Regions from separate parts of the Homo sapiens genome. Here regions 2, 3 and 4 are each linked to region 1. The links are chromatin contacts, found by Hi-C or POLR2A ChIA-PET in ENCODE. All regions are on one chromosome and are shown on one strand. Each heading gives the region's core, a stretch centred on a gene start or an enhancer-like site at or near the end of the contact. The rest is flanking DNA. Distances are from core to core; before and after follow the strand shown.

Region 1 (5,653 bases), core at 2,003-4,502:
TTTGTCATATGTGAATGCTAAATGCCATTCCCTCTCCAAGCGCTATAGCAAGGGCACTTCACCTTTACATTATCATGACACTTTGTGAAATCTAAAAAACTAAGGAATCCTCACCCTCTAAAAAAAAAGGCACATATGTGAATGTTCATAGCAGCATTATTCATAATAGCCAAAGAGTGGTAAACCACCCAAATGTTCACCAACTGATGGATAAACAAATTGTGGTATATTCATATAATGGAGTATCATTTAATCATAAAAAGGAAAGATCCCACACGGATGAACCTTGAAAACATGCTAAATGAAATGAGTCACAAAATGACCACATATTGTATGATAATGAAATGTCCAGAATAGACATTTTTTATATGTAATGTGCAGAATGGGCAAACCATTAGAAATAGAAAGTAGATTAATGATTGTCTAGGGCTTTGGGTGGGTTGGGTGAAAATGGGGAGTGACTGTTTAATGGGCATGAGGTTTCTTGCTGGGGTGATGACAAATGTTCTAAAACTGTGGTGATGAATGCACAGCTGTGAACATACTTAAAACCACTGAATTATACACTTTAAATTCTTGAACTGTATGGTCTGTGAATTATATCTCAATAAAGATGTTATTTAAAAACAACTATTAAAAATCTTCATATGAGTAAAATTTCCCAGTTAATTTATGAGGGTTTGTTAAAGCCCTGAACCCATCTACTGGTACGAGGGAGTCGAAGACCCAAGCGTAGTAACTTCTGCTCTATAGAAACAAGAATCATCATCTATTTTTCTTTGTTGTATATGTAAGATTTATTTTGGCTGCCCCTACCCTACCACAACTACAGCAAACCTATGCCTCCTATTTTTTAGGATCACTATTTTGTCTATTAGATAACATAACCACAGTAGTTTTCAATATTGATTCATTAAAAAGAGTAAAATAGTATAGTTTCATAAATATAATTTTAAGAGCTACAAAAAAACTCTAGTAATTGAGCATCTATTATTTGCAAGGCATGGCCGGCATTCAAAAATGTAAAAGATTTCTGCCTTCAAGATGTCATAGGCAGGATAAGATCTATACAAAAATAACAATATACGAAAAAGAAGGTGAATCTTGCATTAAAAAGACCAGGGAAGATAAGCCAGGAATAATGATTAAAGGGAAGCTTCTTGGCAGAGGTGGACAATTATTTAATGCTGTGTTTCACCCTGAAGAATAAGTATCCTGAACGTACATAAAGGAGACACAGGGAATTCCAGATGAGAGCAGAAACAGATATGTTTCAGAATTGTTCCTAGGAACTATGAAGAAGGGCCTTCATCCCAAGCTAAGGGGGCCAGGCATGGTGGCTCACACCTGTAATCCCAACATTTTAGGAGGCCGAGGCACGAGGATTGCTTGAGGCCAGGAGTTCAAGACCATCGTGGACAATATAGCAAGACCTCCATCTCTACAAAAAAATAAAAAATTAGCCGGGGGGCAGTGCCATGTCCCTGTAGTCCCAGCTACTCAGGAGGCTAAGGCAGGAGGATTACTTGAGCCCAGAAGTATGAGGGTACAGTAAGCTGTGATCTCACCACTGCACTCCAGCCTGGGTGACAGAGAAAGATCCTGTCTCAAAAATATCAATCAAGCTAAGGATCCTGGACTTTATTTGGTAGGCTCTGAGAAGCCAAAGAAGGTTGCTGAGTAGGGCAATTACTGAATCAAAGATGTATGTTATGAAGATTGATTGTACAGTAATGTATGGGTGCATGTGGAAGAGAGGAAAAACTGCAAGCAGAGAAACAGTATTATTACAATAGTGTAAGACAAGGTTTCTAGAGTCTGGTTTAGGGAGTGGCATCTGTCATTCAGTAGCCATTTTTAAAAGATCAAGGCATGTCCCCCCAACCCCTGCCACTAAAAAAGGGGTGTTTTGATATGCTGCTCATTTAAAGTGCTGCCAATAAAGAAAATAGCTGTAGTTCATCATGGTACATATTTCCCTGGAGAAAACCCATTTACAACGTAGGTTTAGAAATTTCAAAATTACATTTTAACATGAAGTTCTGGCTACATTGGTTTGTGGGATTAGGAAGGGCCAAAGGCTCCTTTAGGCTCCCTTTGATCCATTAACTATGTTCTGTGAGTTTACAGTGAAAAATGATAAGAGTTGGACGATAAGCTTTCATGTGATCAAGTAAACCTGAACTCCAAGACTAAAAGACCTTGTTTGCAGTAGCAAATACTAAAGGGTCAGGGCCTGAATAGAATTTCCTTGAAATTGCTTTATTTCTATTTATGAACCTGAGGTGATTGGTGGTAGTGCATAACCTTGGATAGTAACCATTTCTGGGTTATAGGTTTACCATGTGGACAAGCACTGCCCACATAGTATAGGGGAGTTTACCTGCCTGGAATGGCCAAGGAGTTGTCTTTCCTGGGAGAGACAAAGAGCCCAGAGGCTACCTAAAGTCTTCCTCCCCACCCAAAGTGATGTTAGACACCGGAACTTGGAAAGAGAAGGTTGGCGTTCGAGTTACACGACACACACACACACACACACACACACACACACACACACACACCAAATAAAAGGTCTTACCCCAATCTCCAAAGTTTGCCAAGGCCAAGAACACTGTCTCTTAGCCCTTTTACTTCCAATCCCCGCCCACAGCCTGCAAGACCCTCCACTTCCCTTTCCCCTTCCGCTCTTGGCTTACTTGTCACGGATGATGGTCTGTAGCTCCCGTATCTGATCATTCATAGGCAGCAGCTTAAGCTGCGCCCCGATCTGCCGGGAGAGTTCGCAGTCCTCTAGGAAGGAGTTGCCAGCTGGTGCGTCATAGCTGCTACTGTCACCACTACCACTGTTGCCCTCTGAGTTGAGGCTGGAGCCGCCGCAGGCCCCAGAGTCCAGCTCGGCCGGCAGGCTAGAATGGGCGTACCCCGTGAGGAGAATCACCTTGGCCCTGGAGGCTCTGTTTCCCCCTGCGTGGTCCAGGATCAGATCGCCAGGTCGCAGCTGCTCGGGACTTGGGGTTGAGGCAGAGTTTACTTGCTGGTTGTGACAGGGCATGGAGTCCGGACACTGTAACTCCGTGGCCATACACCGGGCCCCGGGCTATCCCCGCTGCTACTGAACACTAAAGATAAAGAGGAACGGGTAGAAAGGACAGATGCTCACGTGCTCTCTCGGTTGCTCCCGCCTCCTCAGAACATCTAACCCTGGCTGTCCTTTCACCCCTAGGCCGCTGTTGGTTTCCTTTAGCACACTTTGGCTCACTCCCGCCCACACCAGACGTACTGCCTGCCTAGACACCCTATTGGCTGCACTCCCCGCCACTCTGCGGCGCCACTGCTTGTTAACCCTTTGAGTCACCCTTGCTACGTGGGTTCCCACAGGTAGCTAAGCCCCCGCAGCGAGGCCAAGGATGCCAGCTTGAAGGATCTTCCGGGGGCCCCTGGGGCTTCTGCATTCAGAACTTTGGGTGATTAGTAGAGCCAGGAAAAACTGGGGGTGGCAGGTGATGATACACAGTTACACACGTAAGGCCCATGTTTTCAGACTTTGTGACCTAGCAGAGAAATTATATCTCAGTAACCGCATCTTCAGTTAGCTTGTCTGCATAACAGAAGGAAGAAGTAAAAAAATGCCTAGCAGGCTGCTGAAGAGGCTGTCCTCTACTAGACTGTTCTAGAAACTGCAGCTTCCCAAGTATGCTTGACCGCCAAAGCTTTTCTTATCTTTATTGGTTGGGCCCCACAGTGTACACGTTGTCATGGGGACTCAGGCGGCATTTCAGATCCACTATCATTTTGAATCTTTAAAGTACTTGGAAAGACGCTTATTTTTAAGTGTATGGACTCACTATAACGGCCTGAGGTAAGAGTGTCTAGGGCAGTACTTTTCAAACATCAGTATGTACCACAATAATTGTAGAGCTTGTTAAAATGCAGGTTCTTACGGCTCATTTTTGAGATTGTGATTCTGTAGATCCGAGATGGGATACAAGAATCTTTTTTTTTTTTTAACTTTTAAGTTCAGGGATATATGTGCAGGTTTGTTACATAGGTTAACTTCTGTCATGGGGGCTTGTTGTAAAGATTATTTCATCGCCCAGGTATTAAGCCTAGTACCCACTAGTTGTCTTTCCTGATCCTCTCCCTTCTCACACCATGCACTCTGCAGTAGGCTCCAGTGTGTGTTGTTCCCCACTATGTGTCCATGTGTTCTCATCATTTAGCTCCCACTTATAAGTGAGAACATGCAGCATTTGGTTTTCTGTTCTTGTGTTAGTTTGCTAAGGATAATAGGCTCCAGCTCCATCCATGTCCCTGCAAAGGACATGATCTCATTATTTTTTATGGTTGCATAGTATTCCATGGTGTATATGTACCACATTTTCTTTATCCATTCTATCATTAATGGGTAGTTAGGTTGATTCCATGTCTTTGTTATTGTAAATAGTGCTGGAGTTAACATATGTGTGCATGTGTCTTTAATAAAACAATAATTTATGTTCCTTTGGGTATATACCCAGTAATGGGATTGCTGAGTTGAATGGTATTTCTGTCCTTCCTTTTTTTAACATGCCTATACAGATTTTTTTATAATTTTTTTTTTATTTCCATAGGTTATTGGGGAACAGGTGCTGTTTGGTTAGATGAGTAAGTTCTTTAGTGGTGATTTGAGAGATTTTGGTGCATCCATCACTCGAGCAGTATACACTGTACCCTATTTGTAGTCTTTTATCTCTCAAGCCCTTCCCACCCTTTTCCTCCAAGACCCCAAAGTTCATTGTATCATTCATATGCCTTTGTATCCATCATAGCTAAGCTCCCACTTATGAGTGAGAACATACAATGTTTGGTTTTCCATTCCTGAGTTACTTCACTTAGAATATTAGTCTCCAATCTCATCCAGGTCGCTGCAAAAGCCATTAATTCATTCCTTTTTATGGCTGAGTAGTATTCCATATATATATACATATATATATATACACATATATATATGTGTATATATATATATACATATATATGTATATATACACATATATATACACATATATATGTGTATATATATATATATCTCACAGCTTCTTTATCCACTCATTGATTGATGGACATTTGGGTTGGTTCCACGTTTTTGCAATTGCGAATTATGCTGCTATAAACATGCGTGTGCAACTATCTTTTCTGTATAATGACTTCTTTTCCTCTGGGTAGATACCCAGTAATGGGATTGCTGGATGAAATGGTAGTTCTACTTTTAGTTCTTTAAGGAATCTCCACACTGTTTCCATTAGTTGACATTCCTACCAGCAGTGTAGCAGTGTTCCCTGTTTGCCACATCCATGCCAACATCTACTATTTTTTAATTTCTTTGATTATGGCCATTCTTGCAAGAGTAAGGTGGTATTAAATTGTGGTTTTAATTTGCATCTCTCTGATAATTAGTGATGTTGAGCATTTTTTAATACATTTCTTGGCCATTTGTATATCTTCTTTTGAGAATTGTCTATTCATGTCCTTAGCCCACTTTTTGATGGGATTGTTTGTTTTTGTCTTTCTGATTTGAGTTCCTCGTACATCCTGGATATTAGTCCTTTGTCAGATGTATAGATTGTGAAGATTTTCTCCCACTGTATGGGTTGTCTGTTTACTCTGCTGACTGTTC
Region 2 (6,122 bases), core at 2,632-5,131, 2.6 Mb before region 1:
ACAAAAACTAACCAAGTGTGGTGGCGCGCACCTGTAATCCCCGCTACTTGGGAGACTGAAGCAAGAGAATCACTAGAACCCAGGAGGCGGAGGTTGCAGTGAGCCGAGATAGCACCACTGCACAGCACGATGCTGTCTCTACAAAAAGTTTAAAAATTAGCTGGGAGTGGTGGCACACACCTATAGTCCCAGCTACTCAGGAGGCTGAGGTAGGAGGATCGCTTGAGCCTGGGAGATCGAGACTGCAGTGAGTTATGATGGCGCCACTGCACTCCAGCCTGGGTGACAGAGCAAGACCCCATCTCTTAAAAATAATATTATTTAAAAAATAATAATTAATTAATAAATAAGTAGCTAGGCATGGTGGCATGCGCCTGTGGTTCCAGCTACTTGAGAGGCCAGAGGATCATTTGAGCCCAGGAGATTAAGGCTGCAGTGAGCTATGATTGTGCCATGGCACCCTAGCCTGGGCCACAGAGCGAGGCCCTGCCTCTAGAAATAAATACATAGATAAATAATAACAATAACATCTTTTAAAATAAAAATAAAATAAAATAAGGTTAATGGCCAGTCTAAAACAATATCCCTACAATGTGAAATAACCCATTTATTTCAACTGGTAAATTGTTAAAAATGCACTCCTGATTATAGGTCTGAAAAACTGGACTTCTACACTAGAGATTAATAGTAAAAATAAGTAAAACTCTTTTTTCATCCTTGAGACATAGCTGTATAATTTTAAATGTGAACAGAAAATATGGTACAAAGTACACATAACTGACTCAAAATGGGGTATTTTACCCTCATTTCCTTCAAGGAAAGAGGTATCTGTGAAAACTGATGTAGTCTACCAATATCTCATACATTTGGGCACAAAAAGATTAGGAAATCACTTCAATTTGCAAACAGTGCTGGAAAAAGTAAGAACATTTTATAAAATCAGAAACACAGGACCCTTTTACTTTAATGAAACACATTCTAAAGGAATTTTGATATTTTTCCTGCCAAACTATCTCAGCAAGTTAAGTAAGCAAGTAATATCACATTAAATCAACCTGAAGACTGAGATTTAAGAGGGAAAAACATGATTGCTGGGATGGTAGAGTGAACTAAAATACTCTGCCTAACCATTGCCTATCACTCATCTGTCCCCCAGCCTCCCCCTTGCCCCGGCCCCATGTTGAGCTATATCCTAAGAAATATCGTTGTCTAAAAACAAAACGCTAAAACCTGAACTGCCCTTTAACAAAGATGAATAGAAGGAATTTTGAGACAAAACTCCCAAATACTATTCTCATCTATGCTAGTGCTTCTATGAGTTCAGACAAAAATCTCTCCTTGCAATTTACTTTCCCAACTGGCAAATGAAGATTATTTTCACTCATCAGGATGTCCAAAGTCTTGATTAATAAAGTTTGCCAAGAGCTTTTAAATATATAGATAAAAGGAGTTATAACAAGGAATTTATTTTTTTAAAATGTATTTCCTTTAGCGCCCTCACAGAAGTGAAGGTTGTGGTGTGTTAGCTGGGGTTATTTTTGCACTCTTTTCTCTCTCTCTCTTGTTTTGTAAGCAAATTTTACTGCTTCTGCAAGCATTTTTCAAAGAAAATCAACCTTCTGCTTTAGAGAACAGAGATGTTAACCTATCCTTTGGAGGGATTAGTGTTTAACCTTATCTTGAGGGCAGGCATCAAGATCTTTCTAAGGCTGTGATCGGAATAGAATAGTTCCTATCAAGTTAAGAAGATCAATAGAGAGAAATCAATTTAGAGGAAAAAAGGAAAAGCAGAGATTCCTTGGGGAAAACCTGGAACAGTTGCTCACTTCAGAAAATGTTATTCATTCCCAACAATTTTAAAAATGATTCCAAATTATATTTAAGGCACAACACTCAATCAGAATTAAAGTATAGCGAGTTTTACATTTTTTCTCTTTTAGATTTGAGTTTACATCAGAATTAAGCCTCATACATTAACATTGCTTTTGTCATTTCCATGTATTTTTTTCTCTATATAAGCTTTCTTATTGGCTGGAGGGCAGTTGGATATGTTTGTGAGCTGACTAGTTTTGTATTCTATATTTTTTCTAATTTTAATCAGTGACATCTTGGAAGATGTGGCTGTTAGAAATAGGAATATTGACTTACAGTGTGTTACTGGATGTCGGGCAACTTTCCAGACCCCCATGGCTTTGCTCACATTATTTCTTCTATCTATCAGTCCAGATAGATGTCTTCCTCTTCCTCCATTCCTGCAAAGCTAAATCCTATCTATTTTTCAAAGCCCAGTTCACATGCTCCCTTCCCTGCACTCTCATAACACCTCCTGTTTCTAATATATAACGTTAGTGAGATTTTTTAAATGTTTAGGTAATCGTGTATCTTTCTTTCCTACTACATTGAGATCCTCAAGTACAAAAAAAACTCTCTCATGTCATGACCTTAGACACCAGAAAATGTTAAATATAATAAAATGCCAGTTCAAAAATAACCATTGAAAAGGATGTGATAAGCAACCTAGTAATTCAGTCAGTGGGGCTGCTAGAAACCGTTGTCTTCATAGCTGAATTCAACTGACTCAATTCGGACTCAATTGTATGTAAACTGTTTATTTTTCTTTCTTCTTTTTTGGAGACAGTTTCGCTCTTGTAGCCCAGGCTGGAGTGCAGTGGCACGATCTCGGCTCACTGCAACATCCGCCTCCCAGGTTCAAGCGATCCTCTTGCCTCAGTCTCCCGACTAGCTGGGATTACAGGCGCCCGCCACCACGCCCAGCTAATTTTTGTATTTTTAGTAAAGACAGGGTTTCGCCATGATGGCCAGGCTGGTCTCGATCTCCTGACCTCAGGTGATCCACCCTCCTCGGCCTCCCAAAGTGTTGGTATTACAGGTGTGTCAGACACTGCGCCCAGCCTACTGTAAGTAAACTCTTTTGAGGCCAGGAACTCTGTCTTATTTCTTGTGCATCACCCCCTCCCCACCACCCCCCCGCACCCGGCAAAAAAAAAAAAAAATTAATAACCTCAGTATCATCTAATTCAATGTTCTGCACATATTCTCAATACAAAGCCATACTATTGTAGATAAAGAGTCTGTGATTAAAATAAAGATCAGATCCTGGACAAACGCTGAATTGTGAAACGATAAGTGTTTGTGCTTAAGATAATCTCAACGTCTACAACGAAGAAAAGTGTCAAAGATAAGATGCCACAGGGTCGGACAATGGACAGTAACTTTACTGGAAAGGGGGCACAATGAACAAAACTAAGTGGAAACAAGAGTTCTCTCAGTTTACCTTACGCTCCCAGAGCAAGACAAGAAGCCAAATATCTATTTTTCAATTATTATTTCATCAATTATGGTCATTTTAGTAACCTTAGCTTCCAAAGTATAAAGAGGTGTCACTAAGCAAAGACCCCAGTCCATGTGACTTTCAATGCCAAACACAAACTTTCTTGTACCCTCAATTAATTGGGTAACGTAGGCCATGGATGATCAGGACATTCTCTCCAAGAGGGTACAAGAAAGTGACACAGGTCAGGATTTAATTTCCCCTCCTCTATCCCCTGTTAGGGGAGGTAAAACATAAATGTAGTTAATACCTGAATTGTGAATAAGTGAAACTTTCGAGACTGCCCCAGACTAACATGACCTTCTCACCACACTCGTAGTACAAACTGACAGCACAGAAGACCCCCTCCAGGAGAAAGGACGACGGGAAGCCAATGTAGGACTTACCTGGTTTCTCTATCCTATGGTTAAACCTCTGGAGCTACGCAGACCGTGGCAGCGATAAATCCACGTACGCAGGCTCCAACAAAGCTCACACAATCGGAGAAGTCACAGTAGCTGCGGCTGCGGCGGCGGCAGCAACAACTCCTCCCTCTGCTTCTCTTTTCCCACCCCCCGCCGCGGCGGCCAGCCGCCTTTACCCCTCCCTCCCTCGACTACCCCCACTTCCGGGTGATGCCCCTGCCGGAAGCAGGGCCGCCACGGGAAAGAGAGCGACTGGTCACGTGAAAAGGAACGCGTGGTCTAGAGCCAGCTTCTCCTGCCCCCTGCTGCCCCCGGGCCGACACGCAGCCTCGAGTGGGTCTTTGTTAGGGTACGAGTCCACTATCCCACCCCGCCCCCACGACAAAAGCGAAACCAGAAAACCCATACTAAAACAGTGCCTTTGTCATCTTTAGTTTCCTAACCTCAGGCCAAGATGTAACATAAAAGATCCTTATAAGTCATCTTCCACATAGTTCATCTTTGCCTAGCATGAAATTCACGTGCATCTGTTAGACTGTGTTAACTGCCAAGATGTAACATAAAAGCTCCTTATAAGTCATCTTCCACATAGTTCATCTTCGCCCAGCATGAAATTCACGTGCATCAGTTAGACTGTGTTAACTGCCAAGATGTAACATAAAAGCTCCTTATAAGTCATCTTCCACATAGTTCATCTTCGCCCAGCATGAAATTCACGTGCATCTGTTAGACTGTGTTAACTTGCTTCCCGTAGACTGTGTAGCCTAATTCCAGATGTAAGTGCCAGAACTATGAATTTATCCTCTTCCCTCCATTGAAAAATTACATCAAGAGGAAAATGTTTATAAATTCATAATTTTTATATGTGTGTTGAGGGGGTAGGGACGTCACTTCACCACCTTCATAGCGCCATTCCAAGCTCTGAACCACTCCCCCATTTATTCATTCACTCGTCCATCATTTTACACACCTAGAAGATTCCGGTGATGCAAAAGTGTTACAGTCTCTGTTACCATGAGTTCATTTAGAAATGAGATGCATAAAATGTAAACAATGCAATAAATGGTACAGAAAACATTTGAAAAAAGGGTCATTTTATTCTTGCTTTCCAACTTAACATTTTGAAAAGCAGCAAAATTCTAGGATTTTTAAAACTATGAACATTAACAGTAAAAAGAGGGAGAGGCTCCATCTCACTTATTTCAAAGCAAGATGTGGCCTTTTCATATTTCCTTTCATGAAGTATCTGTCATAAGATGTAGAACAAAACTAATCACAGGACTATTTGTATTTTCATCTGGAACCATTTGAACCCAGTTCCCACAGAAGAGTATGAAGCCTAATAATGTTGCAGAAATCAAAATAGTACACAAAATACAAATATCAAGTAAATATTTGTAAAAGACTTAGAACAGCGTCCGGCACAAAGTAAGCATATTTAAGTGTTGAAATAATTTCCATCCTAGCTGTTGTCAAGTCCCTATTAAGCCTTGACAGGCAACATTTAAAATTACCCATAGATCTACATTTTAGGTCTGTGATTAAGTATTTCAGAATTATTATCCCCCTCCACACTCATCCACATAAATATAAAATTAGCCTCAGGACTCATCTTCCCAGGCATTATTTTGTAGTTGTCAATGTGTGCAGCCTTAATTATTAAGATACAAACTCAGCCCCAAATTTAAAATCTTAAAAATCACATCATATGAAATGAAGATAGCTTTTAAGTGGGTTTCCAAATATTAGCAAGTTGGTTTGTAACTATATTAACATTGTGTTAAGCATCCAAAAGAAATTCACTAAAAGGCAAAACCAAAAATATATCTTTTTCAGAAGCAGAACATTGAATCTACTAGCTATCTAGTATTTTTATGTAAATACTAAAGTTTATCACTATGAGCTGCAAGATCCTCTGCCAACCATGTACATTCTTAGGCACTCTAATATTTAACATAAAAACCTAGAGAGCTATATATATATTTTGTTGTTGTTTGGTTTTGAGAGTCTTGCTGTCACCCAGGCTGGAGTGCAGAAGTGTGATCATAGGTCCTTGTAACCTTAAACTCCGGGGCTAAAGCGATCCTTGCACCTCAGCCTCCCAAGTAGTTGGAACTATGGGCACACACCACCACACCTGGCTAGTTTTTATTTTTTTGTGTGTGGAGATGGGAGTCTCCCTTTGTTGCCCAGGCTGGTCTCGAACTCTTGGCCTCAAATGATCCTCCCACCTCAGCTGCCCAAAGTGCTGGGATTACAGATATGAGCCACCAGGCCCAGCCTAAAACTCTTGTCTTTAAATGCATCATCCCTAATCCTCCTTACCAATGCACAAGCATAGAAGGGAATGTCTTCAAGAAATAATC
Region 3 (5,465 bases), core at 2,671-5,170, 2.8 Mb before region 1:
ATGGTGTCAGCTTACTAATGAATTAGACTTGGTTGATACTCTCTCCTCAATGCCCTCTGGATTACCTCCCCTTATCTCCTACACTCACAACAGCTCTGCTTTTAGCTTCTCCTCAGAGGACTCCAACACAGGAACTGCTCTTGCCTACAGATTCTACTTGTTCCATTTTACATAAAATATGCACAATTTTCTTTTTTTTTTTTTTCGTTTCCTTATAACACCCCTGAGCTTTGCTTCAGGCACAAAGTCAGTTATTACTACATATCCATCAGAACGAAAAATAACTAAAATAGCTGGTAATGAAGCAGAGAAACTGATTACTCAAATACTGCTGGTAGAAATGTGAAATGCTGCAGCCACCTTGGAAAACAGTCTGGGGATACCTCAAAAGGACGTGGCCCAGCAATTCCACTCCTAGGTGTTTACCCATGAAAAATGACAGCGTATGTCCATACCAAGACTTGTATACAAATGTTCACAGCAGCTGTATTTGTAATAGCCCCAAATCAGAAACAACCCTAATATCCTTCAATGATAGTTAAACAAACTATAATACAACCACACCATGGAATACTACTCAGCAATACACAGGTATGAACTTTTGATACATGTGACAATGTGGATAAATTTTGAGGACATTATGCTAAGTGAAAAAAGTTAATCCCAAAAGGTTATATACCATGTGATTCAATCTGTATAGTATTTTTGAAGTGACAAAATTTTAGAAACAGTGGACAGATCAGTAGTTACCAGGAGTCAGGAAGGGGGGTGGTTATTATTATAAAGAGGTAGCATGAAGGAGATCTTGGTGGTGATCTAATAGTTCTGTATCTTGATTGTGGTGGCGGTTACACAAATCTACGCACGTAATAAAATGGCATAGAACCATACACACTTTATACCAATGTCAATTTCCTACTTTTGATATTGTTCTATAATTAGGTAAGATGCATCCATTGGGGGAAAATGGGTTGAACACAAGACCTCTCTAACTTTGTAACCTCCCATGAATCTTTATTTCAAAATAAAACATTAAAAAATATACTGATTTAGCTGGAATAAGAATATCAAGTCTCTATCACCTGAAATCTCAGGTCCCAGGTCCAGTTCCATTAAAAACTCTCAAAGGAACCATGTCCATCAATGCTTCACTGCCCCAGATGGAAAACTGGGATATTGTGGGTGTCTTAGTGACTTTTTCTCTGCTCTCAATTTTTTCCTGTTTCTCTTCCCACTACATCAAAGCAGTTTCTTTACAAGTTACAAGTTGGAGAAAACCAGTAAGGTTTAAAAAAAAAGGCAGGAGCAAGCAAAAAGGAAGTGCTTTACAAGCAGGCAAAGGATGACTGGCAACCTATGAGAGAAAGAAAGGAAATTACCACAAAAATAAGCAGAAGTGTATTCAAAGAGGCTGTAAAGTCAACTGCGGAGTCCTAAAAAACTAAGATGGAACCTGGTAATTAACAAGTCAGAGGTTTCTGGCTATCCCATGTTACCTCAACAAATCAATTTCCCTTGGCAATCCAAACCAGTGGACCAGAAGAGTCAGCAAATACCATAGTTCACTTCTGCAGGACAAAGACGACAAATGAGGCAGCCACTACTCAGGAAGCCCCATTCCGGAAACACCGCCAGCAACCACCACGTTGAAACAAAAAGGAATTGAGCTGACACCACATGGCTGCCTAAGCACCTCCAAAAAAGTAGGCCTACAATGTGACTCTCTGTTCAAAAGAAATACATTAATAATCAGGGAACCATGTAACTTCCTGTCCTCAGCCTAAATAAGTAGAAGGTATCCAGGTTACGGGAGAAAGTTCTATTTCAACGTATCCTTGGTCATTGTCTCGAATATTCAGAGGATCTAGTTGATAGCCAAGGAGACCTAAATTCTACTCCTAGCTCTGCCACCAACTTGGTAGTTCAGTAACCCTGAACAGGTCATTTTCCATCAGCAAAACAGGACTAGCCAATCATTTCAAGGCTTTGGGTTAGCGTGTGCTAAATGAAACTTTATTAGGTCCAGAGGGAGAAAAGTTAAGCAGCTCCTCCAATCCCGCCCCCAGCTAGCTTCCTCAAGCCAGTTTCCCTAGAGAGAGAGGAAATAAAGCCCAAGACTGCAATTACAGGAAGGTTATCAGCATAATGTCCCACTCCTTGTCTGTTAGTTGGTCCATGCATCTGGAAGAATCAGCGTCGAACACAGGGGAGATGCAAGGAACTAATTAAAACCTAAAAGCTAGTTGCATGCCAATGTCCACCTGTCCTGTTTTTTACAGGGTCTATCCCCTTTTTTTAGGATTGTATGAGGGCCAGAAAGGGCACTCCTCTAGTACTAACATGGCTGTGACTCCTACTTTGTCCAGATTACAAAGGCCTATGTCATTTGGGGAAATGTGGAAACCAGGTATTTTTCATGGACATAAATTATTGGGTTCTTCTATCTCCACAGCAGGGCAGCGGTTACCTGCAAAAATATTGACCAAAGTGAAATTAGAGAGAAGAGGAGAGCTACATGTCCTTTTAGGGTACCCATACAGTTCCCTAACTCAAACGTGTCCTCATATGTTTAAAGTTAGAGTAAAGGGAGATCTCCTACTGACTTACGTGTCTGTTAATATCCAACACAAGCCCTCATTTGAACCAGCCCAAATTGGAAAAGGGGCTAGATTACACCAGCCAAATAAATACCTACCCATCAATCAACCACTTCCCAAAAAGGTCAAGGTTGCAAAATGCTATCAACAGAAACCTTTATGACCCCTCAAAAACACCACTCTTGGATCCTGTTAAGGTATATGAACAGTCAAGTCCATCAGTTACATACCGACTCATCCTCCTGCACCTTGCTCCTGGTATGCACAAATATATCACACGTGACAAAAAGGATAAATGTAAAAGCTGCCCACTCTACCAACAATTCTGGCAGATAAGAGAGAAACCGTGTTGGCAAGTGACTAGAGATCCACATGCGCAGAGTAAGAGACCCAAAGTGCACGAGGAAACTTCCCCCAATTTTAAAATTCTACTTTTCTAGCCACACGTGGGGATGAGATTGGAGGCCAGCAAGTATGAGCAGCCACACCCTGCTCTACCATTACCTAGTATGTCACAATCCTGATGCAAATCCTGTGCCCAAGAGTCCAACGATACCGCGCTGCAGGGCAGCAGACGCCTGTTACGTAAGCTCTGCAGGGCCTCCTCCAGTTCGCCCCGCCCTACCCTCCCACCCCAATTCTTTAGTGGCGGGGGGCGGGGGGGTCTACTCCTGAAGTTAAATCAACATCCTCTTGGAAAAATATCCTTTTGTGCAGGAACCTGTGAGATGTGGGCCGTTTCTCATTTGGCTGCGACGGTCTAGGAGCGTGGGGGAAGGGAAAGTAAAATGACCTTTCAAGGTCCCTTCCTTGAAGCCTAGAGATTTGCAGGATAAGCATTAAGTCCCATCTCGCCGACTGGGAGCTGGAGGCAACGGAACTGCATTTCACCAATAGGAAAAAGGACAAAATGGGTCCCAGCGGCAATCTCAGCCCTTCCTCAGTGGGATCCATCCCCGAAGGGTGACTTCGGGTGCTTTCTGGGCTGGGGAAAATGCGGCTAGAAACCACCAAACCCGTGAGCAGCCTCGCCCTCCAAGCCTAGGACCCCTGGGGCCCAGCCAAAAGCTAAAAGAACTTAGAGCAGACGAGAGAACAAGTCGGCTCCGGCCAAAGAGGTTTGCGACAGAGCACAGAGAGCACGCGGGCAAACGTGCAGAATTACCTCATAACGACCCGCTTCCCTTTAACGTCCAGCTTGTCCAGCGTCAGCTTGTTAGAAAGCGACATTTTGGAAATACAGCTGGGGAGAGAGGTCGGTGATTCGGTCAACGAGGGAGCCGACTGCCGACGTGCGCTCCGGAGGCTTGCAGAATGCGGAACACCGCGCGGGCAGGAACAGGGCCCACACTACCGCCCCACACCCCGCCTCCCGCACCGCCCCTTCCCGGCCGCTGCTCTCGGCGCGCCCTGCTGAGCAGCCGCTATTGGCCACAGCCCATCGCGGTCGGCGCGCTGCCATTGCTCCCTGGCGCTGTCCGTCTGCGAGGGTACTAGTGAGACGTGCGGCTTCCGTTTGTCACGTCCGGCACGCCGCGAACCGCAAGGAACCTTCCCGACTTAGGGGCGGAGCAGGAAGCGTCGCCGGGGGGCCCACAAGGGTAGCGGCGAAGATCCGGGTGACGCTGCGAACGGACGTGAAGAATGTGCGAGACCCAGGGTCGGCGCCGCTGCGTTTCCCGGAACCACGCCCAGAGCAGCCGCGTCCCTGCGCAAACCCAGGGCTGCCTTGGAAAAGGCGCAACCCCAACCCCGTGGAATTCGAGGCTGCCCTACCAGGATCAATGCAAATGCCACCTCCTTTTGGAAAATCCTGGTTTCCTAGCTCCCTTCATGGAATTCTGCTTCTTAAGGCTTACTTAGTAATAGAGACCTCTCAGAAGTTGGAAGAGGCCCAGGTCCACTCTGGCCCCCACCTTTTTTAAAATAAAAAATGCAATGTAATTTTTCTGGTTATGGCATGATTGATGCTAATGGCAAACACGTGGCATTTTTCATATATTAACCAACGCTCACAAAACGCAGTAGTGACTACTGTTATCCTCATTAGGCAAATGAAATAACTGATGCACAGAGAAGTTTAGTGGGCCAGGCGCGGTGGCTCACGCCTTTAATCCCGGCACTTTGGGAGGCCAAGGCCGGCAGATTGCTTGAGCCCAGTGGTTCGAGACCAGCCTGAGCAACATAGCAAAACCCCATCTCTACTAAAAATACAAAAAATTAGCTAGACGTGGTGGCGGGCACCTGTAGTCCTGTTACCCGTGGAGGGTGTCCAAGTTCTTAGCGTCTTGAACTAAGAACTGGACGAAATGCACAAAGCAAAGAAAGAATGAAGCAATAAAAGCAGAGATGTATTGAAAACGAAAGTGTAACCGCCCAATGGGTTCACCTTGTCCGCTGCCTAGACAGAGCTGATTTATGAAGACGGGAATTGCAATGGCGAAAGAATAATTCACGCTGAGCGCTGTGCGGGAGACCAGAGTTTCATTATCACTCAAATCAGTCTCCCTGAGCATTCTGGAATCAGAGTTTTTAAGGATAATTTGGCAGGTATGGGTTCGGAAAGTGGGGAGTGCTAGTTGGTCGGGATGAAGATTAAATCACGGGGTCGAAGTGAGTTCTTGCGAGTTCTTCCTGGGTGGGATCGTGGAGCTAGTTGAGCCAGATTATCAGTCTGGGTGGTGTCCTCTGCTGCATGAGAATGCAGGGTCTGCAAAATATCTCAAGCACTGATCTTAGGATTTGCAATGGTGATGTTATTCCCAGAAGCAATTTGGGGAGGTTCAGATTCTTGCAGCCAGAGGCTGCATGGCCCCTAAACTGTAATTTATAATCTTGTAGCTAATTTGTTACACCTACAAAGAAAGG
Region 4 (5,619 bases), core at 2,663-5,162, 3.0 Mb after region 1:
GGGGTTTCACCATGTTGGCCAGGCTGGTCTCGAACTTTTGACCTCAAGTGATCCGCCTGCCTTGGCCTCCCAAAGTGCTGGGATTACAGTCATGAGCCACTGCACCCGGCCTAGTTGAGATTTTTTAGTGTAAATTAAAATAATTACATTAGCAAAAGTTAAAAATAGGTGATTACCAGGCTGGCACGAGTATAGTAAAATTGCAAGAATCCTCCGAGAAAGGCTTTTTGGCAATACACATATGCTACTACAAAAGGATTCAGACTCTTTGACACAGTGCTCTCTTTCTAAGGGTTACTGCCAACCACTCCCCTGAATTAATCACAGATGCACCACTTCTCCCACATCTGAGTCTCCAGCCCAGATCATGCGCCTGAGCTCAGGACTGGGTCTATAAGATATCTCCAGGCTGATGTTCCCCCGCACCCTCAGCCCTGTGTCTCAGACTCATCTCCTCATCTTCTCCTCAAGCACACTCCTCTGCCTCCTCCTTGTTCCGGTGAATGCATCACTGAGTCACCAAGCCAGAAACCTGGGAGTCATCCTAATTACCTCGTTGTCCCTCACCCCTGCACATTCATCATTTCCCAGTCAGATCCTGCCAATACTCCATCTGCAATGTCTTTTGAGTCTTTGAGCCCCCTCCTCCTCAGCCCCAGAGTCACAAATCTAGGTCTCAGCAGCCTTCAGTTTCTTGCTTGTATTGTTGACAGAGACCTGACCCATGTCCTCCAAGCCACTCACATTTCCTTCAAACCATTCTACGTGGAGGAGTTTGAGTTATCTTTTTAAAGCACAACACTGATTCTGTCCTCCTTAAAATCTTTCAACAGCTCTCCATTGTCTACCCACAGGCTAAAGTCCAAGATCCTAAAGATTTAGCTGCCCTCTGTATTACAACCCGCTTCACCACCATTTTTTTCTCCGATAAGCTTCTCCTAGCTTTCCCTCCCCACCCCCGCAGCCTGCTTCTCATATTATTATTTGTTCCTTGAGAGCAAGAACTAGATCTTAATAATCTCTGCATCCTCAGTTCATAATGCAGAGCTTGACACAGAGTAAGCACTCAATAAGTGTTGGTTGAAGGAATAGATTTATTCTAAGGAAAATATTCAACTGAAGGAAAAAGCTGTTCACTGTAGCAACACGCATAATAGAGAAAAAGTACAGAAAACTAAATGTCCAACAACAGAGAACTTGTATTAATTGTGGGACATCCACTTAATGGAATATGATACAGCTGTTAAAGTAGTAATTATGAGGATTATGCAGCAACTTGGAAAGTGTTTCTAATATAATAAAAACAGAATACAAAATGGTCTGTATGCTAGGACTAAAATTATGTAAAAGTATGCATGCACACAAGCCGATCAGAAAGAGAACAGGAAGAGGAACAAATGAATACAGATGATGTGTTTAGGGTGTTTGGGGAGGTACTGTTTGCGATTTACTTAGCTCTTTCCAAATTTCCTTTATTGTTGTTAGAATGTCATTTGTGCATAAATACAAATTGAGAGAGAGAAATATACTGAAAAAGATGCTTTGATTTCCTCAAGTCCTTTGATAACCTATGGCATAAAAACAAACCACTCACCTGGGAGGCAAGAGACAAGTCCCCTCATCCCCAAACGGGCTGTGTGATCTTGATTAAGTGAGATCTGCAGCTCTAACCAGCCATTTCTCCTATCCTCTCTAGCTGGAAAGCACATGGTTATCCCCCCACTCCCACAGCAACTTCTCCACCATTTCTGTTAATTGTACCACCATCTTCCCAGTGCTCTCAGATTAAAAACCTCAGAACCAACTTCCATTATCTCATCACCTTCACCTTCTCTCTACTCCTCACCTCCAATTAATCGATCCTTTCCAATAATCACTTATAACATGCTTTATTGTGGATTGTATCCCAGTTTTAGACAAGGAGGAGTTCCTGCCCTCTTAGTTAATACTGTCTGCTTGGTTAATACTGTCTGCTTGAGAAGAGCCAACAATGTTTCCCTCTCTTGCTCCTCTGCAGACTGCTGAGGGGTAAAGTGGATGGTACAGATAGAGACTTGTGAAATGGAACCTCATGAGTTAGGAGCTTGATCTCATGGTGGGAAGAATTCAGGCACAGGCTGGATGCTCTCAGGGATAGTACAGTAGGACTTGGCACAATAAGTGGGATGCTGACTCCGTTTATTCATTCAACAAGTATTTATCAAGTGCTGGACACAGTGCCGAGCTCTCTGTTCAGTGGCAAGGGGCCTGCCCAGATGAATTAGGGCAGGCTCCATCCTGGAGGTGCTCAGTTTGGTGGAGGCCAGGTAACTAAATTTGTCCTTGCTACCTAATGTGCTGTGTGCCCTCACCAAGTTTGAACACAAGCCTCTGGGGCAAGAATGAGGGATTTACCCTGACTGAGGGGACCACGAGCCCACAGAACCAGAGGGACTTGAACTGTGCATTTCCAAGGCTGAGGTGTGGGATTAGGTGGTACCCAGGAAGGGGGTTTGGCTGTTTGTGGCAGTTCCAAGCTAAGGAATCGAGTCCACAAGCAGTCTTGAAAGAGCTGACTCTAGCCAGGCGCAGTGGCTCAGGCCTGTAATCCCAGCACTTTGGGAGGTCGAGGCGGGCGGATCGCTTGAGTCCAGGAGTTTGAGACCAGCCTAGGTAACATGGCGAAACCCCGTCTCTACAAAAAAATAAAACTACAAAAAATTAGTTGGGTGCAGTGGCGTGCGCCTGTTGTCCCAGCTACTCGTGGGGGCTGAAGTGAGAGGATCGCTTGAGCCCGGGCTGTCTGTCGAGGCTGCAGTGAGCCATGCACTACAGCCTGGGTGACAGAGTGAGACCCTGTCTCCCAAACAAACAAACAAAAAGAGCTGACTCCCTCGGAACAAACTAGCTTGGTGGGGCTTGAGCTTTGAAGTTTGGGATTGGGGAGAGAGAGCAATGGAGCCAGATAAAGTTCAGACCTGCTCCCTTACGGCAGGAAACAGAGGGCCAAGGGCAGTTTCGAAGCAGGATCAGATCTACATTTTAGTTAGATATAACCAGACGATTTCTAATATCCTCTCTCCTCCCTGAGTCTCTATAAGTGCCAAATGCGTTGTACAGGAAGCAAGGGGGAGGATGTCAGAGTTCAAGCAGAGAAGCAAGAGGGGGTTAAAAACGTTGTTGGCTCTTCCCAACTCAGTATGGGCTGCCTGGCTGGCTCAAGGGAACACAAAAAAGGGACAGACAAAATACGTTTAAGAAATAACATTAAATATTTATTAAAATGTATTCTATTGATTATATACAAGTTCTTTGTTTTGTTTTGTTTTGTTTTGTTTTTGAGACGGAGTCTCGCTCTGTCGCCCAGGCTGGAGTGCAGTGGCGCGATCTCGGCTCACTGCAAGCTCCACCTCCGGGGTTCACGCCATTCTCCTGCCTCAGCTTCCCGAGTAGCTGGGACTACAGGCGCCCGCCACTATGCCCGGCTAATTTTTTTGTATTTTTTTTTAGTATAGACGGGGTTTCACTGTGTTAGCCAGGATGGTCTCGATCTCCTGACCTCATGATCCGCCCGCCTCGGCCTCCCAAAGTGCTGGGATTACAGGCGTAGAATCATCTGTACGTGAGACTGGAAGTAAGCTCACTTTGAACTCTCCTTGAGGCCAGGGATGTTGTGTAGCTCATCTTTGTATTCCCAGCACCTAGCACAGAATAAGGCACACAAGAGGCGCTCAGCAAATATGGGAGGAGGAAGGGCGGAAAAAGGGGAGGGAGGAAATCGCCCTTAGGAGACACCCTCTTTCCGCGGCGGTTCCTCAACTCGGGACTTCTGACCTCCCACCAGCAGATGGCAAGAAAGAGTCCCGGCGCGCCAGCAAAGGGCTGAGCTGGGCGGAGCAGCTGAAAATCCGGCGCGCGCAGTCTCCAGCCCCAATTTCTACGCGCACCGGAAGACGGAGGTCCTCTTTCCTTGCCTAACGCAGCCATGGTAAGCCGTTTAGTTAGCGAGCTCTTAGGACGTATCCGCCTCCATCCTCCCCCGGCCGGGGCTGCCCGAGGTTTCGGGATTCCTACTGGGGATGGCCGGGCAGAGGCGAAGGGATCACGGCCTCCGTGGTAGGCCGGGACGGGCTCCAGGGCGAAGGGCGAACGCTGGCCTAGGGTTGGGGAGGCGCAGATCTGGTGCTGCTGTTGGGAAGGCCTCGGTTTCTGACCCGGCCATACGTCCTGATCCCGGGAGAAGCTGCTTTTCCTCCCGGGCCGGAGCCGCGGCTGGGCCAGGAGCTCAGACTGCGAGCCCGAGGTTGGTGGGCGCTGGGGGTGCCCGGCGGAGAAAGGTTTTCTTTGTCATTGCCTTTTTGGCACGGCCTGACTTTACCATACGTGGCCGGTAAGCATCTGGACACAGCATTAAAAAGGCTTCCTTACTCTTTTTAAAGTAAAATTGGTGTCAGCTTTTGGCTTTAGTGTACGAAGGAGCAGCACATGTGTTTGTGCGGATGTCAGAATCTTGTTCCATACGTGTCAAAAACAGACGGTAATAAATTGTGAAAACTTTAGAAACACAGGTAGACTCCTGGCTCATTTCTGTTGCTGTGCGTTTCACTAGTATGGTGTTCTTGAAAGACCCTAACCTCTAAGCAGATACAGTTTCAAACAGTAACATGGAAACACTTTAGCAAGGTTCTGAAAGATAGTAATCAGTAAACGTTCTGAAACATAGTAACCAAGAATATTCTCTGTTACAATAAGAAGGCTTGTTGCAGCTTATGGATCTCACGGTGTTTGTTAAATAACTGTGTTTGTTTCTGTTTTATCGGAACACTATACTTTAATATTGTCCACATTTTGCTGAAGATGAAACTAAACTAAGAGTTTAGTTTCACACTAGGTTTTATAAGCTGTTCTGAAACCTGATTAACAGCATTGCAATCTAAAACTTTCAGGCTCGTGGTCCCAAGAAGCATCTGAAGCGGGTGGCAGCTCCAAAGCATTGGATGCTGGATAAATTGACCGGTGTGTTTGTAAGTATCTTATATAAATATTTCCGTGGCCACTGTTTTTAAGTGTCTCCCAGGACTCATTTGGGGACCAGGCTAGGGGAGGAATATCTATTCTTGGCTTCCTCTGCCCTTGAAGGAGCTATACTATCTAGCTGTCCTCCACTTCCAATCGATTTAATATTTTTGTGCCTCATTTATTCCACATACCACATAGTACATTTACATGGACTCAGGATTCATGTTCTTAATGATCCTGGTCCTCTGACAGGGAAGATGCTATAAAACTTTAAGGTATGAAATAGTTTTGGATGCTTTTTACACCTCCTGTGTAAAAGTCCAAGTTGGGTGTAATATGGACGGTCTTGGTGTTCAGTTAGTGGATCTGGTGGACTAGGAGGTAGGTTTGAGTGCTTTAGTGAATCCCAACAGTGATTATCATTTTTAACGTTACAGGCTCCTCGTCCATCCACCGGTCCCCACAAGTTGAGAGAGTGTCTCCCCCTCATCATTTTCCTGAGGAACAGACTTAAGTATGCCCTGACAGGAGATGAAGTAAAGAAGATTTGCATGCAGCGGTTCATTAAAATCGATGGCAAGGTCCGAACTGATATAACCTACCCTGCTGGATTCATGGGTA

Evidence for each region. Hi-C counts contacts between places; a loop is a spot of excess contacts on that map. ChIA-PET counts read pairs that join two places held with the same protein, here RNA polymerase II (POLR2A). Pooled maps may share reads with other maps.
Region 2: a pooled map shows a loop between it and region 1 (10-fold over the local background). The contact joins the promoter of ATP7A here to the promoter of UPRT in region 1. A Hi-C loop is called at or near these places in 4 of 50 pooled maps.
Region 3: a loop to region 1 is called in a map of naive thymus-derived CD4-positive, alpha-beta T cell, with 19 times the contacts of the local background. The contact joins the promoter of PGK1 here to the promoter of UPRT in region 1. A Hi-C loop is called at or near these places in 1 of 168 maps with a recorded cell type or tissue (naive thymus-derived CD4-positive, alpha-beta T cell) and 7 of 50 pooled maps. POLR2A ChIA-PET finds 5 or more read pairs at or near these places in 1 of 52 experiments (naive thymus-derived CD4-positive, alpha-beta T cell).
Region 4: a loop to region 1 is called in a map of naive thymus-derived CD4-positive, alpha-beta T cell, with 20 times the contacts of the local background. The contact joins the promoter of RPS4X here to the promoter of UPRT in region 1. A Hi-C loop is called at or near these places in 1 of 168 maps with a recorded cell type or tissue (naive thymus-derived CD4-positive, alpha-beta T cell) and 6 of 50 pooled maps. POLR2A ChIA-PET finds 5 or more read pairs at or near these places in 1 of 52 experiments (activated CD4-positive, alpha-beta T cell).

What each region holds. Positions count from the first base shown.
Region 1 is chrX:75,271,684-75,277,336 of GRCh38, reverse strand. UPRT (uracil phosphoribosyltransferase homolog) reads right to left here and starts at 3,252. Exons shown (of 7, transcript NM_145052.4): 1 at 2,697-3,252. The coding sequence starts at 3,082. It overlaps LOC124905200 (a long non-coding RNA gene), which reads left to right and starts at 3,301. Exons shown (of 4, transcript XR_007068269.1): 1 at 3,301-3,859. RefSeq lists enhancers at 2,872-3,081, 3,242-3,291, 3,312-3,361.
Region 2 is chrX:77,908,452-77,914,573 of GRCh38, reverse strand. ATP7A (ATPase copper transporting alpha) reads right to left here and starts at 3,881. Exons shown (of 23, transcript NM_000052.7): 1 at 3,739-3,881.
Region 3 is chrX:78,102,703-78,108,167 of GRCh38, reverse strand. It overlaps PGK1 (phosphoglycerate kinase 1), which reads right to left and starts at 3,920. Exons shown (of 11, transcript NM_000291.4): 1 at 3,763-3,920. The coding sequence starts at 3,827. RefSeq lists an enhancer at 1,504-1,593 and a silencer at 3,974-4,033.
Region 4 is chrX:72,275,541-72,281,159 of GRCh38, reverse strand. RPS4X (ribosomal protein S4 X-linked) reads left to right here and starts at 3,912. Exons shown (of 7, transcript NM_001007.5): 1 at 3,912-3,967; 2 at 4,926-5,003; 3 at 5,436-5,616. The coding sequence starts at 3,965. RefSeq lists enhancers at 4,093-4,162, 4,333-4,412.